2 separate regions of the Homo sapiens genome follow, and region 2 is linked to region 1. Evidence: chromatin loops called from intact Hi-C (ENCODE). Cell type or tissue: CD4-positive, alpha-beta T cell. All regions are shown on one strand. Links, peaks and the distances in the headings refer to the core of each region. The heading gives the core; the rest is flanking DNA. Region 1 holds the start of ITLN1 (intelectin 1). Region 2 overlaps LOC105371470 (a long non-coding RNA gene).

Region 1 (15,470 bases), core at 4,562-12,561:
CATCCTATCTGTACCAATAACCCACAGGGGATGATTTGGCCACATGTCTCCTTCTGAATGAGCACCTGCAGATGGGAGCCCAGGAATGGTTAAGCCACTGCACAAGGAGAGTCACCATCATCGCAACATGCCAGCCCATTCTTCCCTAAGGAGAACGCCCAGTCACTAAGGTTAGAACATACTAGATATAGATATTGGGTATATCTCCTTCTTCTTTGGGGCACCCCCCAAAAAATGGACGCTTTTCTCCTTTCGGGTCTTCAGGTTGAGGATACAAATTGATCAGTCCATGTGGGTGAGTTAGGAAGGGTTTGGATAAAATGCTTCCTTTCCCCTTGCCCTGTATGCCTCTGGCTATTTTAAGGGCTATCTGAAAGGGAAGTAGAGATGGCATGTTTCTCTATCAGGATTCCCGAGTCCTAACAGTCCAAGCACACACGCAGTTGAAGTACAATCAGCCAAAGCAATACACATGCTTTCGAAATTTCCTATAGTGCTTCACCCCTACAGGAAAGGAATTCACAGAAACACCAAGCCTTGAGTCAATATGATTTATTGTTTTCTCTTCTGCCATTAACATTCTAGCTACTGGGTAAGTTGTTCTCCATCCTTGGGATCTCATGGTTGGGAGGAGAGGTCTGGGTTCCCTCCCACAAAACTCTCAACGATAGAATAGAAGCACAGCTGCCTCAGTTATCTCACGGCTGCTGCTGTAACCAACATGAGTTCCATATCCACTCCAATCAAAACCAGAAAAATCTCCACACTGCTGGGGACTGGCCTCTGGAAAGTATCCTCCTCCACCAATGCAGTGCTGGGAAACAAAGAGAGGAAGAGGCAGTAATGAGAGATCTGCCAGTGAGGCCAATGCCATCTTAACAGCTGAATCCAGTGATTTCTTTGGTCCTCATCAGACTCTCCATTGACAGTGTTGATCTATTCTTCCCATAAAAACCTCTCTTCCTTGGCTCACACCTGTAATCCCAGCAGTCTGGGAGGCCGAAGAGGGTGGATCACTTGAGGCCAGGGGTTCGAGACCAGCCTGGCCAACATGGTGAAACCACATCTCTACAAAAAATACAAAAATTAGCCAGGTATGGTGGCAAGCACCTGTAGTCCCACTACTCAGGAGGCTGAGGCAGGAGAATTGCTTGAACCTGGAAGGTGGAGGTTGCGGTGAGCTTAGATCACGCCATTGTACTGCAGCCTGGGTGACAGAGTAAGACCCTGTCTCAAAAGAAAAAAAAAAAAACTCTCTTCCTTTAGCTTTAGTGACATTATTGTCTTGACTTCCTTTCAACTTTTCTGAATATTCATGCTCAGAGCCCCTGCCTGTTCTCTTCTTTCATAAATCCTCTAAGTGCTGCTCCCTAGTGGAGGACCTATCTCCCTCTCCCTTATAAACTGCATGACCACTGTGGCCTCAATTACTAAAAATTCACTGATGGCCCCAAAATCTCCATCTCCTGTTGAGATGCTTCTTGTGCTGAAGACCTCAAAGTCCAGCTTGGATCTCTACACAGGAACCTCAAGCTCCAAATGACCAAAATAGAGTTAATTATATCCCTCATTGACCCAGAACCTATTCATCATCCAGACACTCTGACTTCATAAATGACACTCCCTCACCCAAATGAGAACCATGTTATTCTATACTTCCTTGCCCATCCTCTGTATTCAACTGGTGACATGGTTTGGACCTGGGTCCCCACAAAATCTCATGTCGAATTGTAATCCCCAGTGTTGGGGGTGGGGCCTTGTGGGAGGTGATTGGATCATGGGGGTGGTTTCACATGAATGATTTTACCACCAGCTCCTTGATGCCGTCCTCATGATAGTGAGTGACTTCTCATGAGATCTGGACATTTAAAAGTATGCAGCACCAGCCAGGCATGGAGGTTCATGCCTGTAATCCTAGCACTATGGGAAGCTGAGGCGGGTAGATCACTTGAGGTCAGGAGTTCAAGACCAGCCTGACCAACATGGAGAAACCCCATCTCTACTAAAACTACAAAATTAGCCCAGTGTGGTGGCTTATGCCTGTAAACCCAGCTACTTGGGAGGCTGAGGCAGGATAATCGCTTAAACCTGAGAGGCAGAAGTTGTGGCGAGCCTAGATCGTGCCACTGCACTTCAGCCTGGGCAACAAGAGCAAAACTCTGTCTCAAAAAAAAAAAGTGTGTAACGCCTCCCCTGCCTTTGCTCCTGCTCCTGCCATGGGAGACACCTCACTCCTTTTTTGCCTTCTGCCATGATTGGAAGTTTCCTGAGGCTTTCCCAGAAGCCGAAGCCGCTATACTTACGGTACAGCCTGCAGAACCATGAGCCAATTAAACCTCGTTTCTTTATAAATTACCCAGTCTCAGATATTTCTTTTTCTTTCTTTTTTTTTTTTTTTATTGAGACAGGGTCTCACTCTGTCACCCAGGTTGGAGTGCAGTGGTGTGATCTTGGCTCACTGCAACCTCCACCTCCCAGGCTTAAGCAGATCCTCCCACCTCAGCCTCCCAAGTAGCTGAGACCACAGGCATGCACCACCACACTCGGCTAATTTTTGTATTTTTTGTAAAGACAAGTTTTGCCATTTTTCCCAGGCTGGTCTCAAACTCCTGAACTCAAGAGATCCACCTGCCTTGCCTCGCAAAATACTGGGATTACAGGCGGGAGCCACCATGCCTGGCCAGTATTTCTTTATAGCAGTGAAAGAATGGACTAATTACAACTGGTATTCTATTTAAAATCTTTGGAATTTGTCAATCCCACCATTCAGGATTCCTGAGCCTTAACATTTCAACCACAAAAAGGATGGCCTGAGTGAGGTTTCTAGAAGGTGATGTCCAGGACTGTCCCAGCAACTCCCCAGTGCAGTGTGTATCTAGGCAAACCATGGCTAGGGTTGGGGAGGTCCAGGTTTTCTCTGAAATATAAACCTCAGATGAAGGAAAACAACACCTGTGTTTCTCAAGGAATCTCAGCTCTAAAGACTTCTACACAATGTTTCAGCACACAAGCCTCACCCCAGCTCCAAGCGATTGAGTGTTTTCTCACAAAGGCTGAACACCCAGTAATGGTTCTTTTGAAGCCTCACCCCTTGATTTTGGTCTTCAAAGTGACAGGATATGTATACCTGGACAAAAGTTCCCATGGCCCTGGCCCCTGAAGCTCAGCAATGAGCAAGAGAAGGTCACACTCCCACACACGTACACACACACCCCAGTCATACCACACTCAACACACTCACACATACCAACACACACGGACAAACTCGACCTTACTCACAGGTCCCTGCAGTCCCCACAGAGACTCACGTGCTCAGTGTTACATCCGGTGACCCTCATTCCAGCACACAAGGCGTTGGCTGCTCTCTCGTTATTAAATACCCTGAACTGAACAAATCCCGCAGTGAATTCCCCTGAAAACAAGAGGCAGAAAACAGCATTCAAGGAAGATGCTAGAAATTGCTTTCCTTAGGCCAGCCCAGAGGCTCTCGATGCCAAAGCTCAGGCTACAGCCCAACACTCCAGCTGTACTGGTGGAGCCCAGCACCCCTGTGGCCAATGGCTGCTACATCCTGGCCTCAAACTTAGCTAAGAGGGACCTTTTCCCAACCCCAGAGATGAAGAGCTGGTCCTCAGAGAGGGCTCCTCATCTGCCAGAGGCTTGTGAAGAGAAATTCAACTCTGCAGGAAGATCACCACTGAACATCTCCAAGGGCTGAGTTGCAGAAATTAACAGATGTATTCACTCTGTTCCTGTTTACATTTTTCTTTTCTCCTTTATTTTAAAATCTCAACTCCAAAATGTAAATAATAACAGCTTTGAGTTCTATAATATATGCTCAGCCTCTGCGGAGCGTACTATGCTACCAACTTTGGCTTCACACAAAATAAACTCACAATAGAAAAAAAAGTCTCGCCATTTTTTTGGTTGTTCTGTGCACATGGACCTGGCCTGGTCCTAACAAGCTCCTGCAGGGCTGAGAGTGGGTTGTTAGGAGTAAAGAGTCTGGAGTCTGGAGCCTGGCCGGGCGTGGTGGCTCACACCTGTAATCCCAACACTTTGGGAGCCGAAGGGGGCGGATCGCCAAAGGTCAGGAGTTGGAGACCAGCCTGGCCAACATGGTGAAATCACATCTCTACTAAAAATACAAAAATCAGCTGGGCGTGGTGGTGGGCACCTGTAATCCCAGCTACTTGGTAGGCTGAGACAGGAGAATCATTTGAACCTGGGAGGCACAAGTTGCAGTGAGCTGAGACTGCGCCATTGCACTCCAGCCTGGGCAACAACAGCAAAACTCCATCTCAAAAAAAAAAAAAGTCTGGAGCCAAATTTCCTCACCCCAGTTGCTGATTCTTCCACATATGCCTTGTGATCTTCACAAGTTTCTAAACCTCTCAGTGCTTCAGTTTCCTAAAATGAGGTTAATAAAGTTCAGATCTCAAAGGCAGCCATGCAAATCAAGTGGGGCAATATAGGGAACATTACAGGAGAGAACCAAGCTTCAGTCCGATGCATAACTGTTACCTAGCATAGTTGAATGTATTCCCTTTCCTACCAGGAGTTCAGAGGATCATTAAAGACTCACGCTGGCCATAGGGTGAGTAATAAGATGCTGTTTTCTGGGCGTCGCCAAAATCATAGACCACAGGGATCACCGGGCCGTTGTCAGTCCAACACTTTCCTTCTCCATATTTCACTGGATATTTCTACAAAGAACACAGAAAAAGTCATGGAGTAAAGACAATAGCTTTGCCATTACCAGCATCTCCTGGGATGCTGCCATTCATAGAGGAGAAACAATGCTTTCTCAGTAACTGAGATTACTTCAAAACCAGTCAAAATAAGAATCTTTCCATGACACTGCTGCCAGTTAGGCGAGAGCTGTGCTTCTGCGGCAGCCTGGACCACTTCATTATCTCTCTCTCCTTCTCCCTGACCCATCCACACTCTTCCTGCCCCAGCTGTCCTCTCCAATAGGTCCCTTCTCTTGCCTGGCTTAGAATTCCTAAGAGAAGCAACAGAAGCCATCAGCAAATCTGGGTTAGAAGAACATGGGAGACAGACCCATTAAAAAATGACTCCTGCCCAACCTCTAACACTTGCTTCTCTGTACACCCATGAAAACCAGTCCCAGCCAGCAGCCTTCTGTACCTGGTAGATGCCAAACAGATTATGTCCCAGTGTCTGGAGGAAGCCAGTGTCCGTGCGGTACCTCAGCAGGGAGCTGTTTCTCCAGTGCTGCATGGGGGACTTATTGGGCACGTGCCAGATGCCCAGGTCCTTGGCCTGGATGTCGTAGTAGCCAGGGTTCTGGAAAGCAACAGACACTGAGCCTGACTGGGCCAGGAGGTCCCAGGAGGCAGAAGGTCCACACATGCAACTTCAGCTGGACTGTGAGAGCTCTGGACTCCAGATGAGCAGATGGCCAACCATACTCAGACACCCCACTCCCAGCCGATGATCCCACCACACCCAGGGCCCTAACAGCCTTGTTAGGAGGAAGTTGTGATTCAAAGTGTAAATTGGCTGGGTGTGGTGGCTCATGCCTATAATCCCAGCACTTTGGGAGACCAAGGCGGGCAGGTCACTTGAGGTCAGGAGTTCGAGACGAGCCTGGCCAACATGGTGAAACCCCATCTCTACTAAAAGTACAAAAATTCGCTGAGTATGGTAGTGGGCGCTTGTAGTCCCAGCTACTTTTGAGGCAGAGGATCACTTGAACCCAGGAGGCCGTGGTTGCTATGAGCCGAGATCACACCACTGCACTCCAACCTGGGCAACAGAGTAAGACTCCGTCTCAAGAAAAAAAAAAAAAAAAAAAAAGATATAAGTATTTCTCTCTTCTTCTCCAGCCCATCCCACACCCCTACCTTCCAGCCATCCCTCCTGCAGGCTTGTGGCCAGCCACACTCCACTCCTCACCCTCACCCGAGTGGGTAAGAAGTGGCACCAACCTTGTAGTCATCGCTCGTGGCCGCCTCTGCAGATCCAAAGGTGTTGTAGTTGGCCCAGTTGCCGTCCCCCTCTGGGTAGACTGCTTTGCTGCCCTGCTGACTGGACCAGCGATCGCCCACCGTGCACTTCCCACGCATGTCATTCTCGTGCACGCTGGCCACCAGGGTCCAGCCGCCACCCCCAGAGGTCATGTCACAGAAGGTCTGGTAGATAACACCATTCTCAGTGCGGAGAAAATACAGGCCATCTGTAGAGAGAACCAGCCCAGAGCCTCCCTGTCTGAGAGCTGAGGGTTCATTTCAGCCCCATGACAAGAAAGGCCCTAGGAACCAGAGACATGGCCTAAAGGCTCCTGTCCTGACTCACATCACTAAGTGCTCCCAGGGGTACTGGGGCCTCCCTGAGTTCAGAAGATCATGCTCCTGTAACTGAGGCAGAACATAGAATTGTATAAAATCCCAGTGACATTTTTCATAAAGTTAAACATGGAATTATTGTATGACCCAGCAATTCCACTGCAGGTCTATCCCCAAAAGAATTGAAAACAGGGCCTCAAGCTGATGCTTTTACACCAGTGTTCATTGCAGCATTAGTCACAAGAGCCAAATAGAAGAAACAATTCAAATATTCACCAACAGGTGAATGAATAAACAAAACATGGTGTGTGTGCATATATGTATCTGCAGTGGATAAAAGGGAATGAAATATCCATGCTACAGCATGGACAAACCCTCAAAACACTGTGCTAAGTGAAATAAGCCAGACACCAAAGGACAAATACCATATGACTCCAATTACATGAGGTAACTACACTAGGCAAATTCATGGAGATAGAAAGTAAAATGCAGCTACCAGAGACTGAGGGAAGAGAGTTATTGCTTAATAACTCCATGTTATTTTTTGTTTTGTTTTGTTTTTGTTTTTGTTTTTGAGATGGAGTCTCACTCTGTTGCCCAGGCTGGAGTGAAGTGGCACTATCTTGGCCCACTGCAACCTCTGCCTCCTGAGTTCAAGCGATCCTCCCACCTCAGCCTCCCAAGTAGCTGGAATTACAAACATGTACTCCACACCCAATTGATTTTTGTATTTTAGTAGAGACAGGGCCCCACCATGTTAGCCAAGCTGGTTTCAAACTCCTGGCCTCAACTGATCCACCCCTCTCAGCCTCCTAAAGTGCTGGGATTACAGGCCTGAGCCACCGCACCCGGCCCCTCCATGTTATTAAGTACAGAGTTTCTGTTTGGGGCACTGAAAAAGTTCTGCATATGGATAGCTGTGATGGTTGCACAACCTTGAAGGTAATTAATGCCACTGAATTGCACACTTAATGTTGCTTAAAATGGCAAATCTTATGTAAATTATAATATACATATACTTTACCATAATTTTTTAACTAAAAGACAAAAAGACTCCCAGAAGACACAATCCTGATACCCTGACTGAGCTCTGTTTGAATGTTTCATCACTCACCAAATGCACTAGGACATTCGTCTTTGATTTCCTTGCAGCTTCTGGGCAGAGATGGAGACGAAGAACAGGTCCATTCCTTGAAGTAAGTATTAGCCTCATCTAGGGAATACACAGGGTTTATTCTCATTCCCGGTTTGACACAAAACCTACCCTCTCCTATCACTAGTCCCACGCTCATTCCACCACTGTAGCAGAACCTCGCTGCCCGGGTGGTAAGGCCTGAGACAGCCAGTGTCATATCCACTCAGCCCATCAGTGTCACATCCACTCAGCCCATCGGCATCATATCCACTCAGCCCATCCGACCTGACAGCCAGCACAGGCTTAAAGTCTGCCTCCCGCCACAAGACCTGTCCTTGTGCTGGGTCCTGCCCTAAGCACTGAGTAATCAAAGACATTAAAGTTCCCCAGCAAGAGCTTGCCTCTAGAGGGAATTGCTAACAAGTCAACAGAAAATTGTATTGACAAGAATAAATGGTAGAAGAAAGGCAAACTCAAGAGAACAAAAGAAAGACTCTGAGGTAACAGTGGAGAATGGAAACGCCAGACAGTAAGCGGGGCAGTTGCCTGGGAGAAGAAGGCAAGACGGGTTGTCTCATGTCTTAGTCACAGAAGACCTTCCAGTCCAGGTGACATCTTAGCTTATTCTGAGAGAATAAACATGATTTATCAGTAGGAAGCCAATCCAAGGCAGGGAAAACAGCATATCCAAAGGCCTAGAGAAAAAAAAAAAAATACAGCGTAGTCCAGCTGTAGAACTACAAGCTGCTTAATATGGCTGAAACATGGGGTGTGAAGTAGGGAGTGGTGAGACTAATCTCTACTCCAAAAAGTCTGCAAACTATTCGAACAGTCTAGGGGAAAGCTGTGAGGTCAGAGGTGACTGACCTCAGTTTCCTCATACCTAAAACACAGTTAATAAACAGTGCTTTTGCAAAGATGAAGTAAGAAGATATTTCGAAACAGCCTTTTCTTTAAAAAAAAAATTTTTAGACGTGAAGAAAAATATAAATTTTAAAATGTCATTGTTATTCTTGTTGTAGAGAGGAAAACTGTGGAGAGAACATTCTCCAGGCACAAAGCAGACCATGTAGTTCCCATGGAAATCCCACAGCCAAGGCCACAGGAGTGGGCAGTGGCTGGAAGGTGACACAGTTCTTGCCACAGCCCCCTCAGGGCCACACAAAAGCACAGAGCCTGGACCCAGGACATGCCTCAAGCAATACCTTCACTGCCACAGGCCAGATTCCGCCAGAGACCAGAAATCGGCACTCAGTCTACATGCAAGCCAGCCGCTGTGCATCTCAAGGACATGCTCTGTGTCCTGGGAGAGACCAGGATCCCGGAAGTCATCCAGCTGAAGGAACTGCTGTCCCTAGCAGCGTGACTCACCTGTACTCCATCCTCTGGTGGTCGCTATGAGAAACAGCAGGAAGCTGAGTTGGTTCATTGTAATCTAAAGAAAGCAAGATGAAGGTCACCATCTTGGCCATCATTTTTCTCTACATCCCTGCCCCACCCCTGTCCAGTCTTACAAAGACTCCAAAACCCCTTGCCTTTTGTTTAAACTTCACACATCTCTGAGACCAAAAGCAGACCTAAGCTGAAAACAGGATTCCCCCAACTCACAGACCTTGTCTGAGTCTCAGCTGCACTTTCCTTGGGTACAGAGAGCTCCTTCACTCCCTCCCTCCACTGCGCCCTGGAGCTCAACAGAGTGCAGCTTTCTCCAAAAACGCTCCTGATGTGGAATGAGGTGCAGAAAGCTTTATGGAGGAAGCCCAGTGGGGCCAACCAAGGTTTCCAGCCTCACCCTCCCCTGGCACAATGCCCAGTGCAGGGGAGGCTTCTGGTTATCTCGGGGAGGTTATTTATACAGTGGAATTAACAGGTTCTAAAGAAAAAACCAATCCTAAGAATCACCTGCTAGCGTTGTTCCTGGATCTGGGGGTTTCATGGACCTGTGTCAAGTAGGAAGTAGACGAAGAGATTAACAAGAGTTGGTGTTGGTTTTGGGTTTTTGTGCCTTTCTTTCTTGCAAAATAAAAACTTTCTCTAAATTAAGCATCTGTTGGCTTGGCACATTGGCTCAAATCCCAATACTTTGGGAGGCCAAGGCAGAAGGATCACTTGAACTCAGGAGTTTGAGACCAGCCTGGGCAACATAGGGCAACCTCTTCTCTACTAAAAATAAAAGTAAAAAAATTAGCATGGCATGGTGGTACTTGCCTATAGTTTCAGGTGGGGCTGAGGCAAGGCAAAAGGGTAACTTAAGTCCCAGAGATAGAGGATTCAGTGAAATATGACCGTGCCACTGTACTTCAGCTTAGGTATCTCAAAATAAATAAATAAATGAAATTAATCATTGGCCATAATTATCAATTCATAGAAATAGAAAAAGGAAATTTTAACAAAATGGGAAAGTGATCATTTCTGAATAAATTGGTAAAAAGGAATGGAGGGGAAAGAGATACAAAACACACAAAAAAATACGAATAGAAAAGTTTTAAAAAATATATAAATCTTTAGTTTGAATAATTTAGTTTCACACAAAGACTCACTACTTTGTCTTTAATTTTGTCATTTTGCCACAAACGAGGGAAAATTTACTACAGGATTCATTTGAAACTGAATCAATACGAAACCTCTCTGCTGCTTCGAACCTCCTGTCTTATTCCTGCTCCTATGTCATGAAGTTCTCAAATGCTACCCTGCAGCTGTAATAGAATTACTCAGTTCTTCCCCAGTGATATCATACATTTAATACATAATGTCATTATAGCATTAATAATACTGCAACCTTTTCTTACAAAGATTGTGAATATCTTTTTTGTTAAGCTAATATTTCCTATTTGTTGGTTCAAAGTACTGATTTGCAAAAAATACTCACATATTGATAGAAGAAAATAAAATAGCACCCAAGAAGAAAAACTGCAAAAAAAAGTTATACTTTTGTAAATTTAAAATCTATTAGAAGCTATTTGCTCTGTGTATCTGGAAAATAATTAATTAAATAAAATTAAATGTATTAGAAACTAAATTAACTCATCAGTATAGGTAACAAAATGAACATACCCAGCTTTCATATTTACAAACAACAACCTCTTAGAAATAGAGGTCTCAGCCAGGCGCTGCGGCTTACACCTGTAATCCCAGCACTTTGAGGGGACGAGGGTGGCCAATCACTTGAGGTCAGGAGTTCAAGACCAGCCTGATCAACACGGTGAAACCGTGTCTCTACTAAAAATATAAAATTAGCTGGGCACGGTGTCAGGCGCCTGTAATCCAAGCTACTCGGGAGGCTGAGGCAGGAGAATTGCTTGAACCCGGGAGGCAGAGGTTGCAGTGAGCTGAGATCGCACCATTGCACTCCAGCCTGGGCAACAAGAGTGAAATTCCATCTCAAAAAAAAAAAAAAAAAATAGAGGTCTCTAAGTTTACAGTTCACAATAGTAAATACATGTATATAAAGTTAACACCAAGGGCCCAAGATCTAGAGAAAAAAATTAAACATCCCCTCAGTTGTTCATTACTGTGTGTAACTAACCACCTGAAAACTTTATGGCTTAATAAAACAGTAACATATTTGCAAAAATAAAAAAAGAAAATATACACTTATACTACTTTCTTTAGTTGATTCTAAGACACTTTTTTTGTATTTTGACATCTTTAATATCATTATGCATCTCATCCTTAATGGTACATGATGCCATCTAATAGACTGGGAAAACAGTACATCCATTTTAAGGACATTACCCCTTCTAACCATCATCATCCAATCAGTGATTGCGTCCCATTGATTCTACCCCTACTTCCTCTTGAATCTGTTCCCCACACAACTTCCTCCAAACCCCACTGCCCTGGACATTTATTTAGTTCAGTCTGGTTCCTTGTAGCTGTAACTAATAGAAACCCCATCTCAAAGTGGCTTTTCTAAAAAGTAAATCTATTACCTCATGAAATAGAAAATCGAGAGAGAGGGCAAGATCCAGGCTTGCTTGACAGCAGCTTCTCTTTATTTTATTTTATTTATTTATTTATGTTGAGACAGGGTCTCACTCTGTTGCCCAGGCTGGATGGAGTGCAGTGACACAATCTCAGCTTACTGCAGCCTCAACCTTCCAGGCTCAGGTGATCCTCCCACCTCAGCCTCCCAAGCACCTGGGAATACAGGCACACACCACCACACCCTGCTAACTTTTGTATTTTTGGTAGAAACGAGTTCTCACCATGTTGGCCAGGCTGGTCTCGAACTCCTAGGCACAAACAATCCTGCCTCAGCCTCCCAAAGTGCTGAGAGTATAGGTACGTATGTGACAGTATAGATGTGCATGAAGATAGAAGAGTGTGGAAGAAAGCCCCTCACCACCAACTCACTCCAGCCCCACATCTACATCTCCAGTGACTTGGAGAAGGTTTGTTGTAAAATTACACATACAGAGAAAGATATAAAACATTAAATGTGCAGTTTAATAAATTACAAGAAAGGCAAATACCTGTGTAATTATCATCCTAGCTAAGAAATGAAACTTTAGCAGCACCCAGAAGCTTCCCATATGCTGCTTCCAGATAACAGACCTCTCCCTTCCCAAAGGTAATTACTGGCCTGACTGTGATGGAAATCAGCACTTCCTTGTGCCCATACCACATTGTTCCAAATATTTTAGATTGATAAAATGTCTTGATATCCAGTAGAGCAAGGCTTCTCACTTTGCTCTTCTTTTTTGGTTATTCTTGGTCGTTTACCTCTACACATACACACACACACACACACACACACACACACACACACATGCACACACCCTTTAGGATTTTATTGGAATTACATTGAATCTATAGATCATTTAGAAATAATTTACGTCTTTAAAATATTGAGTGTGGCCTGTTTCTTCATTTATTTGTGTTTTTATTGCTTTTTCGTATCTTATAGCTTCCTTATAGGGATTTTGTGTATGATTTGCTATTTGTTCCTTAGTATTTGACTTTTTTTTTCTTTTTTTAGACAGGGTCTCACTCTGTCACCCAGGCAAGTGATTCTCCCACCTCAGCCTCCTAAGTAGCTGAGAACACAGGTAAATATCACCACGGCCAACTAATTGTTTTATTTTTTGTAGAGATGGGATCTCACTATGTTGCCCAAGCTGGTCTCAAACTCCTGGGCTCAAGCAATCCTCACACCCTTGGCCTTCCAAAGTGTTGGGATTACAGGCGTGAGCCACCATGCTGGCAGTGTTTGACATTTTTGATGCTATTATAAATGCCATATTTTTGAAATTTTATTTTCTAATTGTTTGATGCTTATATATAGAAATACAACTGATTTCACAAATATATATATATTTGTGAGATATATATATATTTGTAAGATATATATATATCTCAATGACAGCACAGGAAAGACAAAGTATCAAAATAAATATAAATTTTCAGCTTGAATAAATTTAGTTTTATGAAAAATAATATTTTTTCTTACTTTTCTCATTTTGCTACAAACCAATGAAAACACTCTTTTGGTGGGGGGTCATTCTAGAGTAGCACTGGCCCCCAGACTACATTTTGGAATCACTGATCCAGGACAAACTTCCTCTGATGCTTCAATACCTGCTTTGCCATTTCTGTCCCAGTGTCACTCCTCAATTTCCTGAGCATAAATGTCACTCATGCCTCTTCTCCCTCAACAATGGGATGGATCACTTCCTGCCCGGTGTTGCCACATCCCTTATGCCCATTATTATCTTAACACGATAACATGACCTTTTCACTGTTTACATGTTTCTCACAGCAGTTCTTAAGAAAAGGTTTATGAGGCACCATATTTGTTAAGCTAATACTTTATTTGTGGAGAGAAAATATTGAACTATATATTTTCAGATATATTAACAAAAGGAAATAGACTGTATCTAGGTCCAAGACAAATATTCGATTTTTTTTTTTTTTTTTTTTTTGAGACATGGTCTTGCTCTGTCACCCAGGCTGGGGTGCAGTGGTACAATCATGGCTAATTGCAGCCTTGACCTCCTGGGCTCAAGCGATACTCCCACCTCTGCCTCCTGAGTAGCTGAGACTACAGGCACATGCCACCACACCCAGATAATTTTCTAATTTTTTTTAGAGATGGGGTCTCACTATGTTCCCCAGGCTGGTCTCTAACTCCTGGGCTCAAGTGATTCTCCCACCTCATTCTCCCAAAGTGCTGGGATTATAGGTGTGAACCACTGTGCCCAGTCCAAATAAAATTTATGCTTCTTATAAAACTATGTCTAACACTTTCATATCTCTGATATTGAGTGCATCCTTCATTCAATGGCATATCATAGTTTGTATTTCATCTTGAGTGGTACATAAAACAATGGTGCATTTTATACCTTAGATTTGGTGAAAAAATGCTAGCTCTGACATTAGCATAGAGTTGGTACTCTGAAATGAGAACTCCCTGCAAGCCCATAGGCTTGAGCTCCAATCCAAGATCATGTACTAGACATGTGACATTGGGCAAACCACTTCATCCCTCTGGACTTCAGTTTTCATGCAGTAAAATGTGAATAACAAGGCCAGGTGCGGTGGCTCATGTCTGTAATCCCAGCACTTTGGGAGGCGAAGGCAGGCAAGTCACTTGAGGTCAGGAGTTCGAGACCAGCCTGGCCAACATGGTGAAACCCCATCTCTACCAAATAATATAAAAAGTAGGTGGCTGTGGTGGTGCGCAACTGTAATTCCAGCTACTTGGGAGGCTGAGGCAGGAGAATTGCTTGAACCCAGGAAGTGGAGGTTAGAGTGAGCTGAGATCTCGCCACTGTGATCCAGCCTGGACAATGCAGCAAGATTCCATCTCAAAAAATAAAAATAAAAATGTGAGTAACGAGCTCTACCTCACAGGACTGTTGTGAGGAGTGAAATGACAAGAGCAAAATGAGAATGTACATGAATATGTGAAAGGTGTGATTATCATTAAGAAAGATTATCTCAAAAACCTGGATTTCTCTTTACTACCACTGCCATCAGCAGCTCACCTCAGCTGGGAAGCCCCAAACTCAATCAACAGGTGTGTATAGCACCCATATTTTATTCTTCATGGATTTTTTACTTTCCTATTTGGCCTGTGCAAAAGCCCCCTTGCTTTACATAAGCCCTTCTGCTACATACTAAGGTATACTTACACACTGCATTGCTTATGTGAGGATTCAGAAGATATTTATTGAAAGACAGAATGATAAAATGTTTACAACTCCAAGAATAGACCTGAAGTGGACCTATAACCAGGGTCTGCTAGAGATTAAATGATTAAATGAAAGTGTTTGGTATTCTAGGAGACTGCTAGAACCAAATTTAAAAAACAAAATCCCAACATGCTTTCATGTTAAAAGCCCTCAACAAACTAGGCATTGAAGGAACATACCTCAAAATAATAACAGCCATATATGACAAACCCACAGCCAACATCATATGGAATGGGCAAAAGCTGGAAGCATTCCCCTTGACAACCAGAACAAGACAAGGATGCCCACTCCCACCACTCCTATTCCACATAGTGCTGGAAGTCATAGCCAGAGCAATCAGGCAAGACAAAGAAGTAAAAGGCATCCAAATAGGAAAAGAGGAAGTCAAACTGTCTCTGTTTGCAAACAATATAATTCTATACCTAGAAAACCCCACAGTCTCTGCCCAAAATCTCCTAGATCTCATAAGCAACTCCAGCAAGGTTTCAAGATTCAAAATAAATGTACAAAAATCAGTAACATTTCTATACACCAACAACGTCCAGGCTAACTGCCAAATCAAGAATGCAATCCCATTCACAATTACCACAAAAAGAATAAAATATCTAAGAATATAACCAACCAGGGAGGTGAAAGATTTCTACAATGAGAATTACAAAGCACTGCTTAAAGAAATCAGAGACAATAAAAAACAAATGGAAAAACATTCCATGCTCATGGATAGGAAGAATCAATATTGTTAAAATGGCCATACTGCCCAGAGCAATTTACACAATCATTGCTATTCTTATCAAACTACTGATGACATTCTTGGCTGGGTGCAGTGGC
Region 2 (15,470 bases), core at 4,976-12,975, 110 kb before region 1:
TCTGGTTCTGGAGGTTCTGCAGGCCCAACTGTCCTGTGGGTACAACTCTGCCTGTCTCCTCCTGGTCAGTTAGGGACCTAGCACAATCCCTCTGATTGCTTGGCTCTGTGGAGAGCCTGTTCCCTGCTCCCATCTCACTTGGACCCAGTGAATTTCATTCATTTCCTGCTTTGCCTGGTCCCTGGATCTGTCTGATGCCTACTGGTCAAGCCCTGGTCTGACTTCCTACCCAGCCTCATACCCTCCAATCCAGGCAGCCTCCTCGCCACTATGACAACCGTAGGGTCTGGAAGGCCCCATGGGAATGTAAGCTTCATAAACGGAGGGAATTTTTGTCTGTTTCCTTCACTTTTCTCTTCCCAGACCTAAATCAGTCCCAAACATCTATTTAAAACTTACACAGAGAATTTTGGAGCTGGAAGAGACTCTAAGGATCATGTAGTCTAACTCCCTCATCTCAGAGAGAGAAAATGAAAGCAAGGTCACAATGCAGGCTGATGGTGACAGGATCCTCCAAGCCACACAGCAAGCCCTGGGTTAGCTCACTGCTGCCTCCTCTTGGCCCAGCTGGCAAACCATGCACATATTCAGCAATTTTACTAGTCTGTTTCTTGTTTTGTTGTCTGTTTTTCAATAAAATATAGAACCTTATGAAAATACCTGCACATTAAGCTTCATGAACACTGAGGAAAACACACAGTATTTCCTCTTCTTCTTCTTCTTCTTTTTTTTTTTTTTTTGAGATGGAGTCTCACTCTGTTGCCCAGGCAGGAGTGCAGTGGTGCAATCTTGGCTCACTGCAACCTTCATCTCCTAGGTTCAAGCAATTCTCCTCCCTTAGCCTCCTGAGTAGCTGAGGAGCTGGGATTACAGGTGTGCACCACTACACCCAGCTAAATTTTGTATTTTTAGTAGAAATGGGATTTCACCATGTTGGCCAGCTGGTCTCAAACTTCTGACCTCAGGGGATCCACCTGCCTCAGCCTCCCAAAGTGCTGGGATTACAGGCATGAGCCACCGCACCCGGCCTTACACACAGTATTTCTGTAGAGTAAAACTGTTGAATGGAATCTGCTTCTTAAAGTCTTCTAAGGGAAGAATATTGAGGTAACATAATCTGAATGAGAGTCTAAAAAGAATACAAGGAAAAGAATAGCTTAGAAGGCAAAATATAAGGCTGTATGAATAGAAAGGAAATAGATACCCCTGAATTTTGTGTCCATTTTTCAATTTCCTTATTGCTTCGAAATTTAAAATAAACATCAGCAGGGATGTGAACTCTCCCTAGCCAAACCCAGAACTGTGGGAAAGGCAAACAGCAATGGATAGGTTGCTTCTCTCACAGAGACTTTCATTCATTCATTCTGTTTTTGTTTTTGTTTTACATTCACTTACTCTGTAAGACAAAGTAGCAAACATAAGAGGCCATGTTTGCTCATTCAGCTGCCAGCAGAATTTCACAAAGCCCCTGACTCAGTGACTGAGGACAGCCCTTCGGAAGGATGCCCTGAAGATGATAAGAAGGATGGAGCCCAGGTTACCACATCTCTTACCTAAATCACTGCATTTTTAGAAAAGATAAATTCAATGATCCTGGCCTTTGTCTTTTTGCTGTACATAAGATAATGGTTGACAGGATTAATCATTATGCCTCTGTAATCTATAACTAGATGTACCCTTGCACCCAAACTTTGGTGAAATTTTGCTCTTACATAACTTTTGAGCACAGGCAGAATGACTGTCACCTTATGTATAAGCTGTAGGCTGAAACACTGCTTTGGAGCAGTCTAACAGAAACTCTCCGAAAGACTCTCCTGGGTTGCCAACCTCAGTAAGACTAAATAAAACTCACTTTAATTCTTTAAAAACTTGGCTTTTCTTTAGTTGACAAGTGTTTCAGCAAGTATTTAGTGAGCACCAACTATGTGCTATGGCCAAGAAGCAGGGATGGATAAAGCATGACCCCTAACTTCAAAGAGCTCACAACCGATGGAAAAACAAATGGGTCAAGAAGCAACTTGACACAGATTGAGCCAGATGGAGAAAGGTCAATGAGTCCCCTCGAGGAGAAAGAAAAGCAAGGTCATAACACAGAGACATGTGTAGTGACCGTGGGGCTTTAATGGCTGTACTTTGGGGTGTGGAGAGAGTGGGTAAAACTACAGAGATGCCAGATTGTAGCAATCTGTTTACTTTTCGGCTAAGAAAAATGAAGGGGGCTTTTCCAACAATTTGTTTTTGCATAGTCTGAACTGTCAACTTACTCTTTCATAGGGTGGTAATCGATCTGCTCCTAAGGGTCATTAGTCGTTTCCTCCTCTTTCAACCTGTTCTCACCTCCTCCTGTCACACAGCAAGGGCATCTGGCAGCACCAAGGCAGGAAGCCTTCAGATACATACAGTTCATACTTCACACCTAAAACAATTTCCAGTAGACACTCACTTCCCTGGCTTTTTGTGGGTAAGTGGCAGGATTTGAGCTCTTCTCTTCTAGTGCAATCTCAGAGCTTTCAGTATCTTGGGACCTTTTCCAGCAGGCATTAGCTTCTCTATCTTGGGACCCTTTCCAGCAGGCATTAGCTTCTCATTTTGCTACCCCGAAGTTAGGGGCCAGGAGATGAAGCATTCCACTCCTACAAAATGCTGGTGACTTGAAGAGCTCAAAAACAGGCATTGTACTAATTCTTCCTTCTCCTTCACATTCAGACGGCAGGCTGCCGCCCAAGAGTTAAGGGGTTCTGGTTCTCTTCAGACGCAAAGAGTGAATAGTGCTCTGTGGCAGAGGTTTGTATTTATACGTCTATGCCTTTAACAATGGTGCATTTGCTCTCAGGATCATGCTACCTGGAGTCCCTGAATGACAGTTGTCTGGAATAACAAGCAAGATCACTGACAGCCCCAGAACTGCTTCCCTAGCTATGAAATTTTGTTATATCTGTAAATAAGCATAAATATTAACTAGTCAGTAATGTTGAATTTTGTTGAATGTATAATTGGACCTAGATTTGGAGAAAAGATATTCAACTCTAATTTTGTTTCAACTAAAATTTGACTGATTAGTCTCTGCCTCTTTGTTTAAACCATTCACTCTTCCTGTAGAACCCCGTGGCCCATTAAAATCCTCCCATTTCCACCCAGTCAAGTTCCTAGACCTTTGAGTTCTCTTTTTGGTTATTGTTCTTCATCTCTTGGTGCATGTGCTTTCTAATATTTTAATTTTTTTCAAAATACTACATATATATAGTTATAAAATTCAACTAATAGCATAAGACATAATAAATTTTGAAAAAAAAAAAAGCAGCAGTCTTCTGCCACACTACACCCAGAACTGCTGTTCTGGCAACTGTTGTGCTGGCAACCACTGTCAATTATTTGTTTTTTCTCATGATACTTCCTTGATATTTAGAAATGATATATTTGTTCTGTCCTTTCTTGATTTTAGACATTAGTTATTGACTTCCTGCTATGGAGATAGGTATTTGGCTCTCTCATCCACTGTCCTCCACACTCTTTAGCCACTCAGCAACACAAAGGCCTTTCTGCCCATCCCGCCAGAGTATGTTGTAACATAGCTTTTTGCTAAACTGTATTTAACATTTATGACAATAAGTATTCACATTCGAGCCATGTAGAGTATTCAATTTCCTTCCTAACCATTCTTTGTTTTTCCTATAGTTGATAATGTCTTTCACTGGGTGCTCTGGTCCTGCTGCCTCTATTAATCCCCAGTACAACAGAGTTGAGAGGTGGGAATTTTAAGAGCCCTCATGAATTGGTTAATGCCATTATCTTGGGAGTGGGTTAGTTATTGGGGGAGTGAGTTCCTAATCGAAGGATGGGTCCAGCCCCCTCCCCTCTCTCTCTCTCACACACACAAACACACACACACACACACACACACACACTCACTTTCTGATCATGTTATGCCTTCCACCATGTTATGATGCAGCAAAAAGGTCCTCACCAGATGCAGCCCCTTGATCTTGGACTTCCCAGTCTCCAGAATCATGAGACAAATAAAATTCTACTGTTTATAAATTATCCGATCTGTGGGATTCTGCCATGGCAGCACAAAATAGACTAAGACATGTCCCTTTCTGGAACTGTGTTATCCAGGGGTTGGAGTTCCTGGGCTGATTCTTTAATGGCCTTATCTTTTCTCTTTTATTTTCATCTGTTTGTCTTTAGTTCTACTTTCTGAGAGAGTTTCTTCATTTGATTTTCCAACACTTCCATTGAATTTTAGAAGTTTTCTGCTTTTTATTTATGTATTTATTGTTACTAGGGCTCTTTCTTACTCTTGGACTTTTCAGTTTTTCTTAGGCTGGCACCCTGTTTCTGTTTTTAAGTGAAAATCTTTTTATATGTCTCTAAGAATATTGTTTGAGGGATTTTATTTAATTTTCTCCTGCTCCCTGTATTATCTCTTTTCTTCCAAGTTTCTTTTTTCCCCCTGATTCATTTGGTTTGGAGATTGTCTTTCATGTTAGAGGCCTTCCCCAAATATCTTGTGATCCTGTCTGCCCTCTTATATTTCCAAATAAGTCATTAACTACTTGATTGGAAGCTTTGTGTGTAATGGGTGATATTTGCCAATCCTCTCTGTGAATGAACTAGGAAATGAGCTGATCAACTGAGAGTAAGAAAAAGAAAGAGAAGCTCAAAGTTTCCCACCTAAATTTTGCTTTTGGTTCAGTTATTTGTATATGGTTCAAATTCTAGATTAACGTATCTAGCACTGCAGAGCAGCTTTCTGTCAAAACAAAACATAAATGTTTCTTTTATTTTAACTTTTTCTTTTGCTAACTGTTGAGCATTCTAGGAAACTTTTAGGATAAAGATTTAATTTGCTGCTTCTCTCCATCAAAAGCAGAAAGAGAAAACAGACAATGGTGTAGGCCCCAGATCCTTGTAAAACCTCCTAATAGTCTTCAAATCTTAAGAAAAAATATTCTCAACTCCAATTCATTCTTTCATTCATTCAGTAAATGTTGAAGTATCTATCATAAGCCAAACACTATTACCCTTTGGGTTTTTAGTTTTGAAAAAATATATATAGAAATAGTTCTTATCCTCATAGAGCTGAATATCTTGTGAGGGAAATAAACAATAAATAAGTAAACCAACAAATAAGTGTGCCAGGCATGGTGGTCTATGCCTGTAATCTCCGCACTTTGGGAGGCCAAGGTGAGAAGATCACTTGAGGCCAGGAGTTTGAGACCAGCCTGAGCAACAGAGTTAGATCCTGTCTCTATGCAAAATAAAAAGAAGAAAAGAAAATATTTGATGGCTTAAATGGAATTCCCCATTTAGAGATTACCTGGTGGTTTCCGACTGGTTAAGTCATTCTGAGTTGGTTTTCTGTTTGCTTGTGTAGAATCCCAGATTGCTAGGGCCGTCTCAGCCTAACAGACTCCAGATTATTTTTTTAAACATACATTGATTATGAATGAGAGGAAAGATCTACTTAAGTATAGTGGCCAAAGGCTGCTCCAAGGAGATGACATTCAAGCTGAAGCTGGGCTGAATCTAGTTATTTAAACATTAACAAAAACTTAATAATATATATGTGTGACAATAACAATGTTTTTATGTTCCATTCAATTTTTCTTAAATAAATAAGCTCCTTTTTCTTTCTGAACACTTAAAAACACACTTCAATAAAACATAAACAGATTATTTTAAACAGAAGACACATAGCAGTTTCCTGATAATTTTGAACTCAGTTTGTAAATGAAATAGGGTTTATGCCTTAATCAGTGTCAATGTCCTTCTCTCACACCAGGAAATGCTGGCCTCAGGCAGCACTCCACATGCGAACTTCTTTAACTCTGTGTCTCACAGGATGGCCGCCATCTCGTACTTCTCTTCTTGGTTTCTCCCCATGTCCAGGTGAAATCTATTCAATCCCCAAAACTCCCAGAATCAAAAAAGGAAGAAATTCTTTCCTCAGGGAGTGGGGTACAAAGGAGGCTGAATGAACAATGACCACAAGTTAGTAATTGGGAGAAAAGGAAGACAGGAAGACAGAGAAACAGGGAAAATGATTTTGAAGGAAGACAAGTCAGAGGCATGGCTGGGCTGGAGGCCCCTTCAGGTAGCCGAATGTGGGGGCGGAACTGAAATGTCCATCAGGCCCCGTAGAGAGAGGGAGACTGTGAACGTCTACAGCCAATTATCATGTCTGCATGTGTCCCACAACACCCAGCGCAGATGCTTTTTAAATACTTGTCAGACCCACATTTTTTGACACCTATTACTCGTTGTGTATTAGAGATGCAGAGAACAGTAAGAATGTGTTTTTCTCACAGTTCAGTGGAGAGCACAGACACAAAAAGCCCATAATAGAACACATTCAATGTTGTCTTTGTACAACAAAATACAGAACTCTCCCAAAGTCATTTCCCAGGGCTGACTGGAAGATGAAATGGCCAAAAAGCTAGTCAGGTGCAGGTTGTGATGATTGTAACAGTGATTTACATGAGGGGTAGAAATTTATCTGGACCTCTTCTTCATTGTATCTACAATGGTTAGAACAGCACAGGGTTCATAAAAGATACTCAGTAAATACCTGTGGCTTAAATGAATGAATAATTGTTTAAATACCTTAGATAGTGGGCAGACATCATAGGGCTTTTTTTTAGTTTTTAAAATATTTACTATTTTTGATTGACAAATCACAGCAGCATGCATTTACGGTGAACAATGTGATTTTTGATCATGTATACAATGTGGCATGATTAAATCAAATTAATTAACATATCTTCACTCACCTACCATTTTTTACGGTGAGACATTTGAAATGTACTCCCTCAGCTATTTTGAACTGTATAATACATTATTATTGACCATGGTCGCCTTCTGTGCAATAGATCTCAAAACCTATTCCTCCTGTCTGTCTGAAACTATTACCGTTTAATCAACACTTCCACATTCCCTCTCATGTCCTAAAGTTTTAAGCTAAAAAGTAACACAAGCATTTCTTAATTTAGAATTAGACCTCTGGCAGTGCAATCTGGAAGATGATTGGGAAGGAAAAGATTAAGGAAGGAAGGAGTGGTTAGGAGTTTGTGGAGTGGTCCAGGCAAGGAATAAAGGGAAAGGGTGAGCAATGGCAGGATGTGGTGGGGAAGAGGAGGGGCCCTAAATGACACTGGCATTTCTGCCTTTGGCAACAGAAAGAAAACAAGGGGAGTGGAGAAAGGCCTGAGGCACCAGTCTTGAGAAGGATCCTGATCCAAGGGAAGATGTCCCAGGAGAGAGCAGCCCAGGTGACAAAGGAGAGCAGGTTAATGTGTCAAGTGCTGGGAGAAGCCAAGGATAACAGAATTTAAAAGTGGCCAATGAATTTATCCATCAGGATGTAGCTGGAGGGGCAAATCAGCAGCAAGTGGGTGGAGAATGAATGATTGAAGATCTGGAGTCAGGAAAGACAGCTGTTTCAGAAGGCAACTGAGAAGAGGAGAGACAGGATATGTTTGAACTAACACAGTTTCCAGCCATGACCTATGACTAAGCCAAATGGGACCAGGGACACCATGAGAGGCCTCCCCTTGCCTGCCAGAAGAGCACAGCCTCAAGTGTCTCTCAGAGCACCTCTAGGCAAGGGGAGGTGGTAAGTCCTCTCTGAGAACACAGGCAAGGGGTTTCGAAGCTCTCCTCAGTGGGCTGTGCAGGGTTGAGTGTGGGTGAGGCAGCACTTTTCCTCAGGGAGTCCCAGGAATGAGCTGAATGCCTCGCTGAGTCTGCAGCAGGTCAGGCACAGAGGACCGAGGCCAACAGAGAAAAGGTGGACCGAAGCGGGCCCTGGGATGGTGGCTCCAGAGCCCTTGTCTCCTGCCACCCCAGAGACACTTCCTGCTGCCAACTAATCTGGCTCCTCCCTTTCTTCAATTGCTCCTGGATCCAAGAGGAAGAGAGGCAGGGATGCTAAGAAACTAGACCAAGGCTTGCCAGGAAGAAGAGAGTCAGAGAAGGAAAAACATTACCTGAGCAAAGGGGTCTGGTAAGGACAGAGCTGGAGCTCTGGCTGGTGGGATTCCTGGCAGTGCAGTGATAGCTCTCACTTTCCCCAGATATCCAGGGGACACTGAGAGTGGTCCCCCCATGGGACACAACTGCCCCATGACTAGGAGGCTCCCAGCTGTTCTGCACATTCTCTCCAGCCTGTTCCAGGGAGCAGGCCAGGGTGATGAAGCAGGTCCCATCCTTCATGATCTGGGAGCTGGCAAAGATGTTCAACTCCTACAGCATCTCTGAACCAAGAAGGGAAAGCTTGAGCTATGAGAAGGCTCTGGTCTGGCCAAACAGGGTAGAGGAAAGCTCAGTTTCAAATGTGGGGCCCTCCAGCCCTCCTTACCATAGACAAGCAGGGTGAAATCCCTGGTGATAATGATTGAGGAAGTATGCAGAGTTACCCAGGCTTATAGGCTTATAGTCCTGCAGCCTCAGGGGGCTGATCTGAAGAGAGTAGCTGTGGTGGGGAATGTTCAGTCATCCACTGTAGGGTCCCTGAGTCTCAGAAACCAGAACTGGTTTGTCTGTTCATCCTTGTTGTAAAACAGCAACACGCTCTCAAGAGCTCCATGTAACACTTTCTACCTCTTGCTCTGCTGGGACCTCCAGGGGCCAAGTGGCCAACTCCCCAAGGATATCTTCCCCACTGTATCTTCTCCCAGTGTTCCTGACCCTGTAGACAAAGAAGAGAACCCACAACCTCAGTGTCAGTGTCTCCCCACCTAGTCAGGAAAGCCACAGGCTCCATCCAGCTCCTCCTGTGTGAGTCCCTCCAGCCTCCCCACCAGCTCCAGTGGGTCTTCTCCTCCCACTGCCATGACCACACAGACCAACACCCACCCACCCCAGACTCCCACCCTCCCAATGGTGTTAGCCCCCTTGCCCCAGGGTCTGAAGGGAACCAGGACTTCTTCTTCCACCCTCCCTGTCAACCCCAGAGCTGCTCAGGCCCCTGGGCAGACTGAGGAGCCTGGTACATATGCAGAAGTGAGGCACTGAGATAGGGTGGGAGCTGCTGTTACTGAATGGGTTCTTGACCATGCAGGTAAAAGTTAGAGCACTGTCCCCAAGCCTCAAGGAGACACTGAGGACAGACCCTCCACAGGACACAACAACAGTCTGGGGTCCCAGGGGTGTCCAGCTGTAAGTCACACTGCCTCCTCTGCTCTCTGCCACACATGTCAATGGCATATGAGAGTGACAATGCAGCATCCATCCTCACTAATCCTGGAGCTCAGTGTGACATGAGGCCAGGCCAGCTGCTCTGTGTGTGCGAAAGGGAATAAACTGAGGACTGGGAAACTGCTCTGGGCCTCCACTTCACAGGACAGAAAATGCACGGCATTAGTGCCCAAACCTTGCATCACCTTGAATACACAGAAGGAACAGCAGAGGCAGGATCTGCCCACATCTGTTCCAGAACTTTGTGCTATGTAAGGCCATGTCACTTAACATCTCAGTTGATTTCCAGAACAACTCCATGAACTAAACAGGGAAGATGTTATATCAACTCCATTTCACAGGCTCAGAATGCTTAGATAACCTGCCCAAAGTCTCATCTAGTTAAGTGGTAAAGCCAAAATCCAAATCCAGTGAATTTGAGCCCAAAACTGAGTTTCCCAACCCTGCCCTGAATAGATAAAGGAATGCAAGTACGGAGCTGTGTTGTAATTACATATTTTCCCCGTAGGGGGCTCTGCAGCATACACTGAGCTTCCAGGTGTTGATCAAGAGTCCCAGAGGAGGTGGCTGTGTGCCTTTGAGGTTTCTCCCACTCCCTTGCACTCCCTTGGACCTGCTCCCCGTCTCCTCTTGCCCCAGGGCCATGACCCAGATATTCTTAAGTGCTCGAGGTGTCCACATTGCCATTATTTGTCCACCAGCCTCCCAGGCCAGACCCAGGAGGATTTGGGGGAGGCGAGAAGAGCAGCTGCAGACACCAGGCCTGAAACACTCAACAAAGTCATATTGCATAGAACAAGGCTACTCTGCTACTCAGCCTCAGCCCTGTGGCCCACACGACTGCAGCCCCAGGGGAAACTCAACTGTGCAAAGTAGGACCACACAGGCCCAGCGTGTCCCCCAGGAGAAGGCAGCCTGGACATCCCCACAGGTGGGTACCTTGCTGCTGGCTCTCCCCACTGTGTCTCCTATATATCAGGCCCTGGGATGCAAGCCACTTGACTTCTATTGGCCCTTTTCTCATCCAATAAATATGGCGACATACCAGAAACCCAGAGAATGAAGGCACAGGGTACAGCATCAGAATACCTGAGTTCGATTCCCAAATCTGCCACTTTCTAGCTCCATGTCATAGGTGTCTTATTTTCCCTTTCTAAGATTCCGTTTCCTTCCTAGAAATGAAAACTCCTGACCTGCATACTGGCAGGGCTGTTGTGAGGCTGCAGTGATGGGAAACACCCTGTGAAGGATGGAGCCTGACCATTAGCACTGCCTTGCCATTGGGATGTCAACCCAGAGAGAGAAGGGCTCTCTGGAAGACCCCACCCCTGATGGATTGGCACAACCCTATCCTCTACCCAGACTCCACCTGACACCATACCACACTAAGTAAGTGCTATCAGAATGACTATCAGCGAGGCCAAAGGGCCTCTCCCACCAGTTTTGGGCCCACCCTACCCTAGTGAGCAACCCAACCCCAAGTCCCAGCAACCCACTTCCATTGTGCCCTGGTCCTGTTGTGAGAAGCAGGCCATAGCCAGCCCAGGCCTGATTTATGGCAGACACGCCTTCTCCCCAGCCATGTGGACCTGACCAGAGAGCAGCCCCATCAACTCCACTAAAAGAGTGCCTTCGTCTAATAGGAAGATTTCCTATCACAGAATCCAAGAAAAATGTCTGTGAAGGTTCTCTGCTGGCCTTCCCATGTCCATCCTCACTCACCACCTGTCCCCCTCGCTCATTGCAGGGGAACGGCTCTGCCATAGCACCCTGAGACCTTGCACATCTCTCTCAGGCAAAGGTTTCAACCTCTGCTAAACTGGGTCTTGGCAAAATGCCTTGTGATCCACCCAGAACACGAGAGTTCAGGTGGCCTGTGAGGCACAGCCTTGAAGCCATCTCCCCTGGGAGGCTGTCATGAGACTATTTCCCCTGGCTCCTGGGGTTCTGATGCAGTATGGGACTTCTTGTCCTCAGAACACAGCTGCGGTCTCTAAGTCCTCTTTGCTGAAGGTAGAATTGGCCCCTCGGCATCTGGGTATTCCACAGCTCCCACTGCAGCCATCTGGCCCCTTTTGTTTCAATGTCATCTTTTCTGGTGTGGGACAAGTGCCCAGGGATCTGGAACCCTTGGCTACTCTTCCATTCGTTATATGAATAATCAACTGTCTGAATCTCAAAGTGGCTCAGCGTAGCATCTTTCATAGGCCTTTCTCGGTGCTGTGTGTGCTTGATACCCACCCCATTGCTTCCTTTGTAGTTTCTCCTGCTAAGATTTTTTAAATTTCTTTAAGGAATTTGATAAGAGCATCCCTCTGCATCTGCATAGGCCTTTCCAAAGCACTTTCATATGTTTTCACTCTCACAAAAAGGTATTGTTCCCATTTTAGTAATGAGGAAGCTCCAGGCCACAAGAGGAGGTTGTGGAAAAACTCAGTTCTCAGGGCCTGAAATCCCATTCTCTGACCACTACTGTCCCAAGAACTCTGCTTCAGGTGGTCTAGGGTAGGTCCTGAGGCTTGACATTTTTCAGGAGATTCTCTCTGGCAACTCTAACTTACATATCTTTAAAAACAAAAAACAAAACAGTGCGCATAAATTAGTCTTGCAAATTGCGAATGTTACTAAAGCTGTAGAAATGACTGAGAGGCTGACACTGCCTCACCCACTGCTGCCATCTCTAAGACACCCACTATAGACTTGCAGATGGTACTCCCAGGTGAGGGTGCTGCAGGAAATCCTCAGGTTAACATGGGCTCGGTAGGGCCCTGTATCCTCCCAGCTCAGGTTGCTGATCTACACGCAGGGATAAACCTGGACTCATGACACTCAAGCGACCCGAGGACCAGGTTTCCGCTTGGTAAAAGATGTCTGGGCCCCCAGCTTCTCCCATGGTTACTGTGGTGATCTCCATGGGGACCGAACGCGATATCCAGGAGATGGTCGCCACCTCCTGTCCAGAGCGATATCCAGGAGATGGTCGCCACCTCCTGTCCAGAGCGATATCCAGGAGATGGTCGCCACCTCCTGTCCAGAGCGTCTGCAGGGGCAGAATGACAGACCCTCCTAGGTCCCAGTGACCACTAGGGGTGCTGTGGTCCCTCTGGAAGTCCCTGGTCCTGCAGACACAGAACAGAAGCTTCAGGGGGTAGCCTGACTACGCCAGAAGGTCACAACAGGCCTGAGAGGGGATTATTATCCCCATTTTATAGACGGGAAAACAGTGACAAAGAATTTAGGTGACTTGCTCGAGACCACATCCCCATAAGGCTTTGTCCAGTCACTTCTGAAACAGATGTCACATCCTCTGAGGCCTAGCCAGGATTCCTGGGAACACATCTTTCTAGAGCAGGAGAACTTGTGGTGTGCTGGCCAAGCCAGTTTAAGGGTGCTCAGGGGGCAGCTGTTGGGATCCCAGCCTATACTTAAGAGGAGAGTGTAAGCACTGGGGAACCAGTCAGACTGCCCGAGTTCAAACTTGCTCTACCAGGTACTAGCTGTGTGATCTTGGGCAGGTGCTAAAACTCTCTGAATCTTGGTTTCTTACCTGTGAAAAACAGGAAAGGCCATCTTCTAGGATTTTGTGAGGGTTAAATGAAATAATGCAAGTAAATACTATTCACTATTAGTATTCACTATAAGTATTGTGAATTATTATAATTCACTTCAATCCACTATTAGTATTATTAAAGGCACTTTATATCACTGGAATAAATTAGTGAATGCACCTTGTTTGCATCCTCACCAAAACCAGTCAGAACTCTTGTAGAGCAATTTTGAAAACCACTCCTCAGTAGCATGACCTATCTCTGTCAGAGTATTTCTGCAGCACAGACATGCAGTCCCAGGAGGCAGAAATGCTGAAGCTGACCAAGGTCTACTACACACTTTTCTCTCTGTACAGCTGCGTACAGAGAGAAAAGGCAGCATGGGGTCTAGGGTTTGATTTCAAATTGGAATCTGGAAGCACTGGCTACATAACTACTTCTTAGACTGGGTGATGAGGGTCCTTGCCAAGCTGAACTGAGGGGTCCTGTGACAATAGCTGTGGTCACGAGGAGTGGGAGGGTGTTTGCTGTCTTGTGAGGGTGTGTGCACCAAGCCAGGGGACATGCAGTGTCCTGGTGCACTCACCAGACTCCGCTGGCTGGCCCAATGTTATGTTCTTCCATGGAACTAACTATTCTGGCTCTGCCTGGAGTGGGCAGCAAGAAGCATCCCACACAGGGTGTTGCTGACACCAGATAGATATTCCTCTCCCCAAATACAGCCCAGGCCTGAAACCTAAGCTGGAGGTATTCCACCTGGAACAAGCAGCTTTGCCCCCGGCTTGTACCCTCTAGTGTGGTAACTCGCTAGACCGGTTTCCATTCTGCTTCCTTGTTACAGCCTTATCTGAGCTCTATACTTCTGGTCCAGCCACGCCTTCCCCTTAGTTTCCTTTGGCCTGTGCTTTTGTTGAATTGTTTTGTTTCAAGCATTTACTTCATTCTGCCTCATACAAATAGCTGTGCTGTGTGTCTTTCCCTAGAGCCCATGAGCAACCCACGGAGAGAAGTTGGGAGGGAATTAATATCTGAGTAACAAGGTAAAGTAAGGCCAGCGGTTTAGCCTCATAGTTAGGTGTAGTTGGGGGAATCCAGTGAATCCTGTTTCTGGATTCAAGGGAGGAGGGGAAAGAGACAGAGAAGGATCAAATGCAGGGCACAAATCCCAAAAGCCAGACACTTTGCCAAGCATATTATGCACATTACTTTCCTTAACCTTCCCAACAGACTTGTAAGGTAGGTATTCTTTTATCTCCACTTTATAGATGGAAGACCATGAGACTCAAAGAGCTTAAGGAACTTGCCCAAAGTCACCAGCTAGGAACAGCAGAGTACCGGTTAAAACCCAGGTGTGTCTGTCCCCAGAATCAAGGCTCTGTTTACTACACCAGCTGCCGGCAGCAGGCCTTCCCATGCCAAATTCTTTCCTGTGTCACACTGTCACCCGCTTTTCCCTAGCCACACACAGCATAGGACCTGGCACACAAGAGGACTTAACTGATGTTTCTAGAACTGAACTGAGGAACTGTGAACATTTTTAAGGCCACACTTGTCTTACTCAATCTCTTGCCGTGGGCCCAAGAGATGCCCCTGTGCTCAGTGATTACCAAGGGCCTGGCCCAGATGCTGTGGAGGGAGGAAAACACCGATATGCATGCTCCACAGTGGAAGAGGAAAAACGCAGGTGTGAGAAACATTGCAGTAATCCAGCTTCTTGGTTTCAGTTCTGTCTTTGGTCAGGGACACTGTGGTTCTCTGATACACTCCTTGTTGCTCCTACCCAACAGCACAGTTGGGCTGTGCTGACTTTCAGTTTCGCAGATCACTGGAATATGCCACGTAATCTCTCTGAGCCTCAGTCTATCATCTATAAAATGGGTGAAATGCTACCTGCCTTGTCCATATCACAAGACTGTTATAGGGATCACTTTTTTTTTTTTCGAGATGGAATTTTGCTCTTGTTGCCCAGGCTGGAGTGCAATGGCACGATCTCAGCTCACTGCAACCTCCGCCTCCTGGGTTCAAGCAATTCTTCTGCCTTAGCCTCCTGAGTAGTTGGGATTACAGGCATCCACCACCATGCCCGGCTAATTTTGTATTTTTTAGTAGAGATGAGGTTTCTCCATGTTGATCAGGCTGGTCTCAAACTCCCAACCTCAGGTGATCCACCTGCCTCAGCCTCCCAAAGTTCTGGGATTACATGTGTGAGCCAGTGCACCTGGCCAGGGATCACGTTTTTAAAGATTTAAGTTAAAGTTCTTGATGAACTATCAAGGTTTAAACACATCTAGGGGATTCATCAGTTTATTAAAGGAGATCCCTAAAGGCTGGGGTGAAAACAACCCTGAACGCAGGTGACTCTAAGAACAGAATGTGGGGGAGGAGCCAAGATGGCCGAATAGGAACAGCTCCGGTCTACAGCTCCCAGCATGAGCGACGCAGAAGATGGGTGATTTCTGCATTTCCGTCTGAGGTACCAGGTTCATCACACTAGGGAGTGCCAGACAGTGGGCACAGGTCAGTGGGTGCAGCACACCGTGCACGAGCCAAAGCAGGGCGAGGCATTGCCTCGCTCGGGAAGCGCACAGGGTCAGGGAGTTCCCTTTCCTAGTCAAAGAAAGGGGTGACAGACGGCACCTGGAAAATCGGGTCACTCCCACCCGAATACTGCGCTTTTCTGATGGGCTTAAAAAACAGCGCACCAGGAGATTATATCCTGCACAT

The links. A loop is a pair of places that touch in the nucleus more often than their neighbours do. Peaks named below come from ENCODE experiments on the same cell type or tissue, not always from the same donor. Only the 100,000 strongest peaks of a DNase experiment are listed, where the experiment ranks them.
Region 2: a loop joins it to region 1, with 8 times the contacts of the local background. A loop is called at or near these places in 8 of 110 quality-filtered maps.

Annotation. Positions count from the first base shown.
Region 1 is chr1:160,876,003-160,891,472 of GRCh38, forward strand. ITLN1 (intelectin 1) reads right to left here and starts at 9,178. Exons shown (of 8, transcript NM_017625.3): 1 at 9,059-9,178; 2 at 8,818-8,881; 3 at 7,426-7,524; 4 at 5,955-6,202; 5 at 5,152-5,310; 6 at 4,586-4,706; 7 at 3,309-3,412; 8 at 538-814. The coding sequence starts at 8,875. The coding sequence ends at 662. In CD4-positive, alpha-beta T cell, for the core only: CTCF peaks have their summits at 8,803 (motif pointing left) and 9,003; a DNase peak (open chromatin) is centred at 8,809.
Region 2 is chr1:160,767,960-160,783,429 of GRCh38, forward strand. It overlaps LOC105371470 (a long non-coding RNA gene), which reads right to left. Exons shown (of 3, transcript NR_188636.1): 2 at 8,360-8,689; 3 at 4,751-8,255. Among named protein-coding and RNA genes, the nearest start is that of LY9, 20 kb to the right of the region's middle. RefSeq lists enhancers at 1-33, 64-513, 9,454-9,503, 9,824-9,893, 13,356-13,857 and 1 more. In CD4-positive, alpha-beta T cell, for the core only: CTCF peaks have their summits at 9,710 (motif pointing right) and 12,324; DNase peaks (open chromatin) are centred at 9,722 and 12,292.